Linked DNA regions of Homo sapiens: region 2 is linked to region 1. The links are chromatin loops, found by intact Hi-C in ENCODE. Cell type or tissue: IMR-90. All regions are shown on one strand.

Evidence for each region. Hi-C counts contacts between places; a loop is a spot of excess contacts. Peaks named below come from ENCODE experiments on the same cell type or tissue, not always from the same donor. Only the 100,000 strongest peaks of a DNase experiment are listed, where the experiment ranks them.
Region 2: it touches region 1 in a loop (2.0-fold over the local background); 1 of 110 quality-filtered maps calls a loop at or near these places.

What each region holds. Positions count from the first base shown.
Region 1 is chr2:238,167,283-238,172,282 of GRCh38, reverse strand. It overlaps ERFE (erythroferrone), which reads right to left. Exons shown (of 8, transcript NM_001291832.2): 8 at 3,393-5,000. ILKAP (ILK associated serine/threonine phosphatase) reads left to right here. Exons shown (of 12, transcript NM_030768.3): 11 at 1,259-1,340; 12 at 1,607-1,881. The coding sequence ends at 1,747. Among named protein-coding and RNA genes, the nearest start is that of ERFE, 11 kb to the right of the region's middle. In IMR-90, a CTCF peak has its summit at 2,883; DNase peaks (open chromatin) are centred at 2,192, 2,762 and 3,142; H3K27ac peaks cover 4,003 bases.
Region 2 is chr2:237,994,055-237,999,054 of GRCh38, reverse strand. UBE2F (ubiquitin conjugating enzyme E2 F (putative)) reads right to left here. Exons shown (of 10, transcript NM_080678.3): 4 at 4,246-4,311. It overlaps UBE2F-SCLY (UBE2F-SCLY readthrough (NMD candidate)), which reads right to left. Exons shown (of 19, transcript NR_037904.1): 4 at 4,246-4,311. Among named protein-coding and RNA genes, the nearest start is that of UBE2F, 30 kb to the right of the region's middle. In IMR-90, no CTCF peak of the experiment used is centred here; a DNase peak (open chromatin) is centred at 2,924.

The sequences.
Region 1 (5,000 bases):
GTCAGGAGTTTGAGGCCAGCCTGGCCAACATGGCAAAACCTCATCTCTACCAAAAATACAAAAATTAGCCAGGCGTGGTGGTGGGCGCCTGTAATCCCAGCTACTCAGGAGGCTGAGGCAGGAGAATCACTTGAACCTGGGAGGCGGAGGTTACAGTGAGCGAGATCATGCCATTGCTCTCCAGCCTGGGCAACAAGAGGGAAAGTCCGCCTCAACAACAACAGCAGCAGCAGCAACAAAAAACAAAGAAAAAAAAACACAAAAAAACCCCACAGATATTACAGTGAGAAAAGGAGGGTGGCTTATACCGCAAAGCTGTGGGGATGCGTATTCCCCACCCCCAATGCCAGGAAAACTAGAACTGTCACATTGAATCCATTGGTGTTCAGAAAGATTCCAGGGACGGTCTAGGGGGGTTTGATTCTGAAAGGGAGAGCATGTGGTTTTCAAACACAGGAACACGCACAGCTGCCCCTTCTTGGGCCTCGGTCTTGGATGCAGCCCCAAGCTGTGCAGTGTGTGCCCAAGGATGTTTCACCGAGGCTGGGCTCATTCTCAGCTTTATGTCTGGAAGTGGTGTAAGGCCTATGGTGTTATAAATTCTTGTATATTTACCATAACACCCATGTTTTTATTCAGTGATTTTTCTGGAGTTTGCCTAAGAAAGTACAGCACCTAATGTTTGAGGTAATTAATAATTCTGTTAATTGGCGAAGAGAAGGATAGTCTCAGTTTTGATGTATAACATCCTATCCACAAATACTTGTAAGTAGTTTAAACCTTTGTCTCAGAAATTAAGTGGGTTTAAACAAATCTTAGCCTGGCCAGGCGCTGTGGCTCATGCCTGTAATCCCAGCACTTTGGGAGGCTGAGGCAGGTGAATCACCTGAGGTTAGGAGTTTGAGACCAGCCTGGCCAACGTGGTGAAACCCTGTCTCTACTAAAAATACAAAAAATTACCCGGGCGTGGTGCCGGGCACCTGTAATCCCAGCTACTCAGGAGGCTGAGGCAGGAGAACAGCTTAAACTGGGAAGGTGGAGGTTGCAGTGAGCCAAGATTGCGTCATTGCACTCCAGCCTGGGCAACAAGAGTGAAACTCCATCTCAAAAAAAAAAAAAAAAGAAAAAAGAAAAAAAAAACCTTAGCCTTTGAATAGTTGGACAAATATTTATTTTATCTCCATCTCCAGGCCCTTTTTTTATTTTTTATTTTTTGGTTGGGCCTAAAACCCGTTTATATTTCTCCCTGGTGTTGTAGGTTCATTTTGTTGGCCTGTGATGGGCTCTTCAAGGTCTTTACCCCAGAAGAAGCCGTGAACTTCATCTTGTCCTGTCTCGAGGTGAGAAATCTCACACGGGGGTGGTGGTTGTCCCAATTGTGTCTTAGTTTTCAGAGAAGTAGAAGTTCTGAGACCCCATTTCCTCCCATTGTGGGACAGCCCTTGTGCCCTTTTTCAGTGTGAACTCTGCCTACTGACTCACTGGTCAGTTTGTCCTGCCAGCCCTGATGGAGACCAGAGCAGCTCTTCTTCCTGGCAGTCATGTCTCAGGAAAGTGACAGGGTGCGGGGTCACTCCATTCACTCATTCCCTTTCTCATCTGGTAGGATGAAAAGATCCAGACCCGGGAAGGGAAGTCCGCAGCCGACGCCCGCTACGAAGCAGCCTGCAACAGGCTGGCCAACAAGGCGGTGCAGCGGGGCTCGGCCGACAACGTCACTGTGATGGTGGTGCGGATAGGGCACTGAGGGGTGGCGCGCGGCCAGGAGCACGCATGGTATTGACTTAAAAGGTTCATTTTGTGTGTGTGCACATTGTGTGTTTTGTGTACTCCTGTGGGACTCCCATGGTTGTAAATAAAGGTTTCTCTTTTTTTTTCCTAGTCTTTTGAGTTATTATACTGTGAGCACCTCTTGACCCTTCAGAGATTGTGTTTGCTTTTGAATATGCTGTCTTTCCTTGTTAAAACCATTATAGGCATCTTGGACTGGCTCGTAGTGGCCTGCAGGCTGCTGGTTGTGTGATGTTTTGTAGTTCACGGGCATTTTGCTGTGCTTTCACTGTCATGATGACCCTGGTTGGGGAAGTGGCATGTTGCAATGAAGAGACCCAGGGGATGACTGGTTAGTCAAGGCTAGGCCCAGACCAGGGCTTTGGGAACCCTCTAGCTCTTTTCAGTTTTCCCTATGGAAATAGTGTTGCAAAATGTTACATAGCATGAGCTCAGGCTTAGCCAGGAAATAGACTCATAGACAAGGTTACTCATGCATCAGACCTGCCAGAAACAGTACAGAATTAGCCATTCTCATTCCATTGGTGAGAGCTGCAGTCTGGTGGAAGGAGTCTGTGGAGGACTCGGTTCAGTGGCTTCCATCTGGACTCCCTGGGTGTAGGTGTGCACCTTCCTGTTGGAGCAGGCAGCCGGCTGCTCAGCATGGCCCGGAAATTCTGCTTCCCACGTGAGGTAGGTGTGGGGAGTTGGCCCTGTGCTGGAATGAGGTTAATCTTTGCAATAACACCTCAAAGGGGGACACTTCTGTTAAAGATGTTAAAAGCATGAAAAGAGTGCATGAAGAATAATAAGCTCAGAAGAATAAGCTTTAAAATACTTTTCAAGCACTTGTTTATATAGAAAACGTCATCATTATGACTGTAAGTAGTTTTTAGTAAAGCAGCTCTTGGATCCTTTTGTGTAAATGTTTGGCTCAGGATGATGTAAGATTCTAAAAATTTGCGTTTTCAGAATCTGTTTTGTAATGTTCCCTGGCCCCCACCCAACACACACACATGGTTTTATCACCCAGTTGATTGAGTGGAATTGGTATCCATGCTGCGAGGACCTCAGTGGTAAAGGCTTCATGTAAACCTTAGATGCCTCCTGGGGGTCTGTTGTGTAAAAGCCACAAGTAAGAACTGAACGAAGTGTTGGTGCTGCCCCTTCCTTCCCCAGGGAGTTTTAAGAGCCAAGTACCCATTTCAGTTTGAGGACTGGGACATTGTACAGTGTGGCCTCATTGAAGAAAAGAGCCCTGGCACCCCAGAATCAGGAAATAGAACCATTCATTTGGTAACTATCTTCCTATAGCAAACCAGGTGTTTGCACACTGATGTCTGTGACTCATACATCCCTATGTCCCACTGTTCCCGAGAGGCTTGACCCTAGTTTCCCAGGAAGGTTCACTCCCAGCCTTCAAGGGAGTCCCTCCCACGTAGAGGCTGGAGGCCATCTCCACTTCACCTTCCAGGTTCCTCCTTACTGTGCTTAGTTTAGTGAACCTGGGCTAAAGGATTGATTCCGGATCTTAAGGTCTGCCTTTTGTTTTGTAACTGTTGTGTCACATAGTTCTTAAGTAAGTACTTGAACCACCCCACGAAGTCAGTTATATAAATATATTCCACTTGGCAGTATTTATTAGACAATAAATACTTTAATAAATTGCTGCATAACACACTGAGAAAAATGAAAGAGATGTGGATATGTGGCTTTTACAAGAGTGAAAGATAAGTTCTCTAGAATATCTGTGCCCAGTGGATACAAAGTGAAATCTAGATAAGGGCGTGGCCACATCACCCCCTTATCAAAACACACGGATGCAGTACCCAGGCCAGCCCAGTACTTCTAGGTAGGGTGGGTGTGAGTCCTACTGAGAATCGCACCAGGCCTTTCCCAGGGCAGAGTGTTTGGTTTTTGTGTGTTACTGCACTTGGGGATGGAGATGTTTGATTCGATGTTGGGGTTTGGAAGCTGGGCTCCTGGGGATCATTCGGGCCTGGTGGCAGCCACCTCATCCGGAGGCTAGTTAGTTAGAAGGTGAAGGTGACTGGCCATTGCTCCCTTCTCTCCCAGGCCTGAGCGCCCTTGCCAGACCAGCTTGGCTCCCAGGAGGTCCTGAGGCACCAGGTTCTTCGTAGCCTGTTGTGTGGGGAGGCAGTGGGTTAACTCTTCCTCAGCAGGTAGGAGGCCCTGGAGGTCGCTGCCGAGGGCCTTGTCCTCTTCACTACCTACTCTGGGACAGTCCTGTACTTTGGGGAAAATGTGGGAGGCTACATTTGAGGAGGCTGCGGGCTCACAGCCTGTGTGTCCTCATGAGAGCTGCCGTCCCCATCCCCAGGCCCCATCACTGCCACAGGAGCACAGCAGGCTTGGGACCAGCCCTCCCAAGACCACCCTTTCTCGGGACCATCTCTCGTCCACCACCTGTCCAATGTCAGCGCCGCATGGCCACCCAAGTGGGAAAGATGCTTGGGAGGCTCATCCCAGAGCCGCTGGACCCAGCCAGGCCCTGGCACCCCTGGTGGAAGACTCTGCTTCAGCTATTCGGATGATGGGTCAGCAGGCCCGGCTGTCTCCAATCTGTAAAGACGTTCTAGATCTTTCCTCTGGTGGGTGGCTCCTACCAGTGAGTCAGCACCTCAGAGGGGAGGGGAAAAGGGATCTCATCCACCTCTGGAGAGGGTGGAAGGGGCCTTGGCTGTGAAGATTTGCAGAGGAGGGGAAGAGTGGAGCTCCCATTTGGAAAGGCCTTCTGAGGTGAATTTGTGAGTTAATCTTGCACACATTAGAACTAGAAGCTGGGCCCAGACTTACTGTCCCCCAAAGGCCCTTGTCCAGTGCCCCTCTGGCCCAGGCTAGGCAGTGCTCAGCTCCACTGGCAGGTAGAACACGGTTAGGGGAGGGGCAGGGAAGACCAAGGAGCCCAGATGGAGACCAGGGGAGTGGTGAGTGACCCCGTCCCTTCTAAGCAGTAAGAACACACAGCGTACGTCCCTGTGGCAGCCCCCTCAGCCCTGCGTCAGCTGACCCTCTCCCAGGTAGGGGCCCTGGCTGGTGCACTTTGCACTCCATGAGAACATGAAGAGAGGTGGAAAAGGTGGGGCTGGGCACAGGAAAGACGCAGAGGCCATCTGGGCAGGTGCTGAGCAGGCCAGGAAAGAGTCGGCCTGCAGCTGGAGACTAGCAGGTGCCCCCAGGCACGCCGACTCTTTCTTTCCTGGATAAGA
Region 2 (5,000 bases), 170 kb after region 1:
AAAGACAGCATTTTTAAAAATGAGCAGAAAAGTCACAGAATGGGAGAAAATATCTGCAGCTCATGCATCTGACAAAAGACTTGTATTCAGACCACAGCACAAAATAAAAAGTTTTTTTAGGGCAAAAGACTGGGGCACTTCAGAAAGGACGATGTATAAATGGCCCGTAAATACATGAAAAGATACTCTACATCATCTGTCACTGGGAAATGCAAATAAAAACCCCAATGATATACCATTTCACACCCAAATGTTGATATATGTGTAGAACAATGGAAACTTCTCATACAGTGCTGGTCAGGGTATGGCACAACCACAGTGGAAAGTTTCTTAAAAGGTTAAACATGTTATCTTTCCTATGACTCAAAAATTCCACTCTTAGGTAGAATTAAAGAGAAAGGAAAACTATGAACACGAAAAGCTTGTAAAAAAAAAAAAAAAAGCTCACGGCAGTCAAACCTCATAGCTTTTGGTTTATTGATACTAGCCAAAACCTAGAAACTACTCAAATGTCTATCACTAGGAAGATAAATTATGACATATTCATTAAAATTCCATAAAAAGGGAATAAACTACTGATTCACACAACATGTGTAAATTTAAAACTATGTTAAGTGAAAGAAGTCAGAGACAAAGAGTACATATATAAGATTCCATTTACATATAAAAAATTCAAGAACAAGAAAAACTAATTTATGGAAATAAAAATCAGAAAGGAATTTTGGATGGTGGTGTAGGGGGCAAGGAACTGGCTGCAAAGAGGCAGAAGGAAACTTTGGGAATGATGGAAATGTTTTTCATCTTTATTGGGGTTATGGTTACATATGTGTATACATTTTCCAAATGTAAGCTATACATTTCAAATTAGTACATTTTATTGTTTATAATTTTATACCTCAGTAAAACTGATTATAAAATTTTTAATTTAAATTTAAAAAATTGTCATTGTTACTTAAAGCCATGTTCCCTTCAGCCTAAAACCATCACCACCATCACAGCAGGGCAGGCTGAGGTGACCTTCATCAACATGTCAGCCAGGCCACTCACTGAACAGGTCCAGTTTTTCAAACTGTCCCACTAACTTCACAGAAGCCTCCACGGGATATTTCAGGCTATCTTTTACGTTTTTGTTTTGTTTCATTTCACTTATTACTACTTTTTCTTGTTTTGCGAGATGATGTGGACGCTTTTTTTCTAAATTCGGTCCCTTTCTTTTCCCCATCACCAAATTACATTTCCATGTTTTTCTCTAAAGAGTGTATTTATTCCCAAGCATGAGCAACCACTCCAAAAGCAAACAAAACTATCAAAATGTTAGCAAGTGTGAACAGGAGCCAGATAAAGAGGTGTGAGCTGAAAATGCAGACGCAATTCTTCCACTCTTGACCATTCTAACCCCCAGATCATAGATATTAGTGAGTTTTCAGCCCTAGCTCCAGGATTACTGGCTACAAATGAGTCCATTTCAAAATCATTTTATTTCATATATTGTTAAAACTTCACAACTTAGACATATCACTGTAATTTGTTTTCAATATGAAGAGGAGCAGGATTCTAAAATTTTTTTTAAAAACCATGATATGAAGCAAGTTTTTCCGGTTGGCATATCTCGGCCACACTTCTCTTAATAATCAAAGGGCAGGCATCACCACAGCTTTCTAATTCACAGACATCACAAAATAAGGGCATATACACAGTATCTAAAAAGCATGCTGTGCACAGCTCAATGTTAATGTCCCTGAAGTACACTTATTAAAAATATGAATATTCAGGCATTAAGTATTTACAGGTACCAAGACACAAGTTACTTTTTATTTATTTTTTTTATTTTTTTTGAGACAGCTCTGTCGCTCAGGCTGGAGTGCACTGGGCCAATCTCAGCTCACTGCAACCTCCACCCCCTGGGTTCAAGCAATTCTCCTGCCTCAGCCTCCTGAGTAGCTGGGATTACAGGCACGCACCACCACCACACCGGGCTAATTTTTTTGTATGTTTAGTAGAAACGAGGTTTCACTATGTTGGCCTGGCTGGTCTCGAACTCCTGACCTCAAGTGATCCACCCACCTGGGCCTCCCAAAGTGCGGGAATTACAGGCATGAGCCACCGGGCCCAGCCACAGGTTACTTTTTAATCTGATAGAACAGTGAGTACAAAAACTGTAACAATTATGCTCCATTTTCAAGGACAATTCTAAGACCAACATCAAAGATGCTGTCATATATACAATAATCACAACATTAAAGTGATTCAGTAAAAAATTTCAGTTAAAAAATAAGGGGGGCTGGGCGCAGTGGCTCACACCTGTAATCCCAGCACTTTGGGAAGCCGAGGCTGGCAGATCACCTGAGGTTAGGAGTTTGAGACTAGCCTGGCCAACACAGTGAAATCCCATCTCTACTAAAAATACAAAAATTAGCTGGGCATGGTGGCGCATGCCTGTAATCCCAGCTACTCAGGAGGCTGAGGCAGGAGAATCACTTGAACCCGGAAGGCGAAGGTTGCAGTGAGCCCGAGATTGCGTCACTGCACTCCAGCCTGGGTGGCAGAGTGAGACTTGGTCTCAAAAAAAAAAAAAAAACGCGGAGGGGAGGCGGGGAAGAAACATTTATCCAGACTTGCCAGAAACCCAATCACATGACAGTAAAGAGCCTGGAAAAATCAACAAACATCTTTGAGTGGCCAAGGACCACAAAGCCCATGCTTGGGATGGGCAGAGCCACAGAATCCCTGATAGCCATTGAAAATGCCCTAGAAAGGCAGATGAAAGAAAATATTTTACTATAAACACACAAGTCTGAAATTAGTAAACAGAGAACCAATCTTAATCACTACAATGATTTCTGAGAATACCCTACATTACTTAACAGAATAGTAAATGATGTCCATAGCAGTGACCTTGAGTCACCAAGAAAGCATTAGAGTGTGCTCAATACCTCTCGTAAAAAACAGCACAATATGCAATGTGTTTTAGGAAGGCAGCCAAAGGATCGTTAGAGTTTTCATCATTTCACAGTTTAAAGCCCTTCACTACATTTATCTATAGATGTCAGGCATGTGGAACACTCTGCTTTCTAATGATGGTGTTCTATTTGGCATAAAGTACAGCTAATAGAAAAAACAAGAAAGAAAAGAAAAATATATACATAATGATGATGTTCTAGTATTAACTCCTATACCCAAGTACTCTCCTTATCTTAGAAGAATCAGTATCAGACTGATTTATACTTCCAGAGCCCTTTGTGGAACCATCACATAGATAAAATAGAATTTTTTTTAAGGTTTCAAGCATATTTTGATATTTTGAAACCAGGATTTCTTGTGCTATTATTATCAAACATCTTCCACAGAAAAAGCCCATCCTACCTACAGAGAGACAAGGCCGGGACTTATTTGTGGGTTCATTGCCACCTACCAAAATCCTGTATTCTTTTCCACATTTTAATTAGCTAGTGACTAATAATTCTCAGTTTCTCACTACCTTTCCATCCCCCAAATAAAATAACACCCTATATTTCCACCACCAAACGTCCTTCCCTCTTGTTAATTCCCCACAACAGCATCGACCGGTTGCCACCCACTGTCCAACATAAACACCAGTGGGTTGTGAAGTGTGGGAATCTGCAGCTCTTGGAGCTGCATTGTAACTAGAAAATATACAAGTCCTCCTCTTGCTGTCACTTTGACCAAGAAGAAATATGTTGCCATGCTGGGGCAGCTTAGGGATTAGACACTTATCCGTCTTACTGAGGACAGCTGGTAATCTTCTGTCTGCTTCTGTGTGCCAGACCCTGGGCTTAAGTGCTTTACCCACACTATCTGTTTAATCCCCACAACTGTCCTATGAGATAGGTCCTATTTGATCCCACTTTGTAGATAGGCAGGCTGTGGCTAAAAGGTTAAGCAACTTAACCAAGGTCACACTATTCCTACGTAAGGGAAAAGGATTGGAACCCACTTATGACTTCAGAGCCCACACTCTTCACTATACACCAACTGCCTCAGCTGTCATTAACTTTAGTTATATTTATACATCATTATTGAGAGTGTACACTGAATGCCTCAAATTCACTTTAATATGCTTTATTTCATTCACTATGAAGTATATATCTTATCTTCATATGAAATTGTTATTAATGTGTTAATCTTTTAAAAGCTAGAGGACAAACCAAAGCAAAGATTACAGGTTTGGGCAGCCTTTATAATTCGCTGTTTGAAATCACTTTAATACTTATGTAAGAATATTACCTGGGGTTACTGTTAGCTGAAAACAATGAAGCTTGTTTGGATCAGGAAAATGCACTTTACATGTACCTGCAAAAGAAACAGCACATCAGGAAGGTCTGGCAGTGAGCAGCAGTCCATATGTTGACGCTAACCTTTGAACACGTGTAAAGTTAGCGGTGCTACAGGGATTCGTATGGTTTATGGAAAGTTGGTAGATCTCCCTCCCTATTTGTCTGATAATAATCGTGCCAATACTCTAAAATTGCAAACCAGTGGTTTTTGTCATGTGCTTTTCTCCTTACAGTGTTTTACTAGTTAATTCCAAATAGAGATGTTTTCCTTCAACCTTTAAGTGGTCACTAAACCATTTATTTCAAGAATTATGCTACTGTACTTTGACAAGAAGAAACCATATCTCAGGGAGATTAATACATGCAGGCAAAGGCTAACTAAACACGAAAAAACCAGGAAAGAGCCCAGGTCAACTCTGTTGCCCTAGCACCACAGACATTCAGTCACCATGGTAAATGGAAGTTCTTTATAAAGAAGGGTGCTGGCCAGGCATGGTGGCTTACGCCTGTAATCCCAGCTACTTGGGAGGCTGAGGCAGGAGAATCACTTGAACCCAGGAGATGGAGGTTGCAGTGAGCCAAGATCGCGCCATTGCACTCCAGCTTGGGCAACAAGAGTGAAACTCTGCCTCAAAAAAAAAAAAAAAAAAGAAGAAGAAGAAGAAGAAGAGTGCGCCCAGGACTTAGCTCCCACCCAGCCAGAGT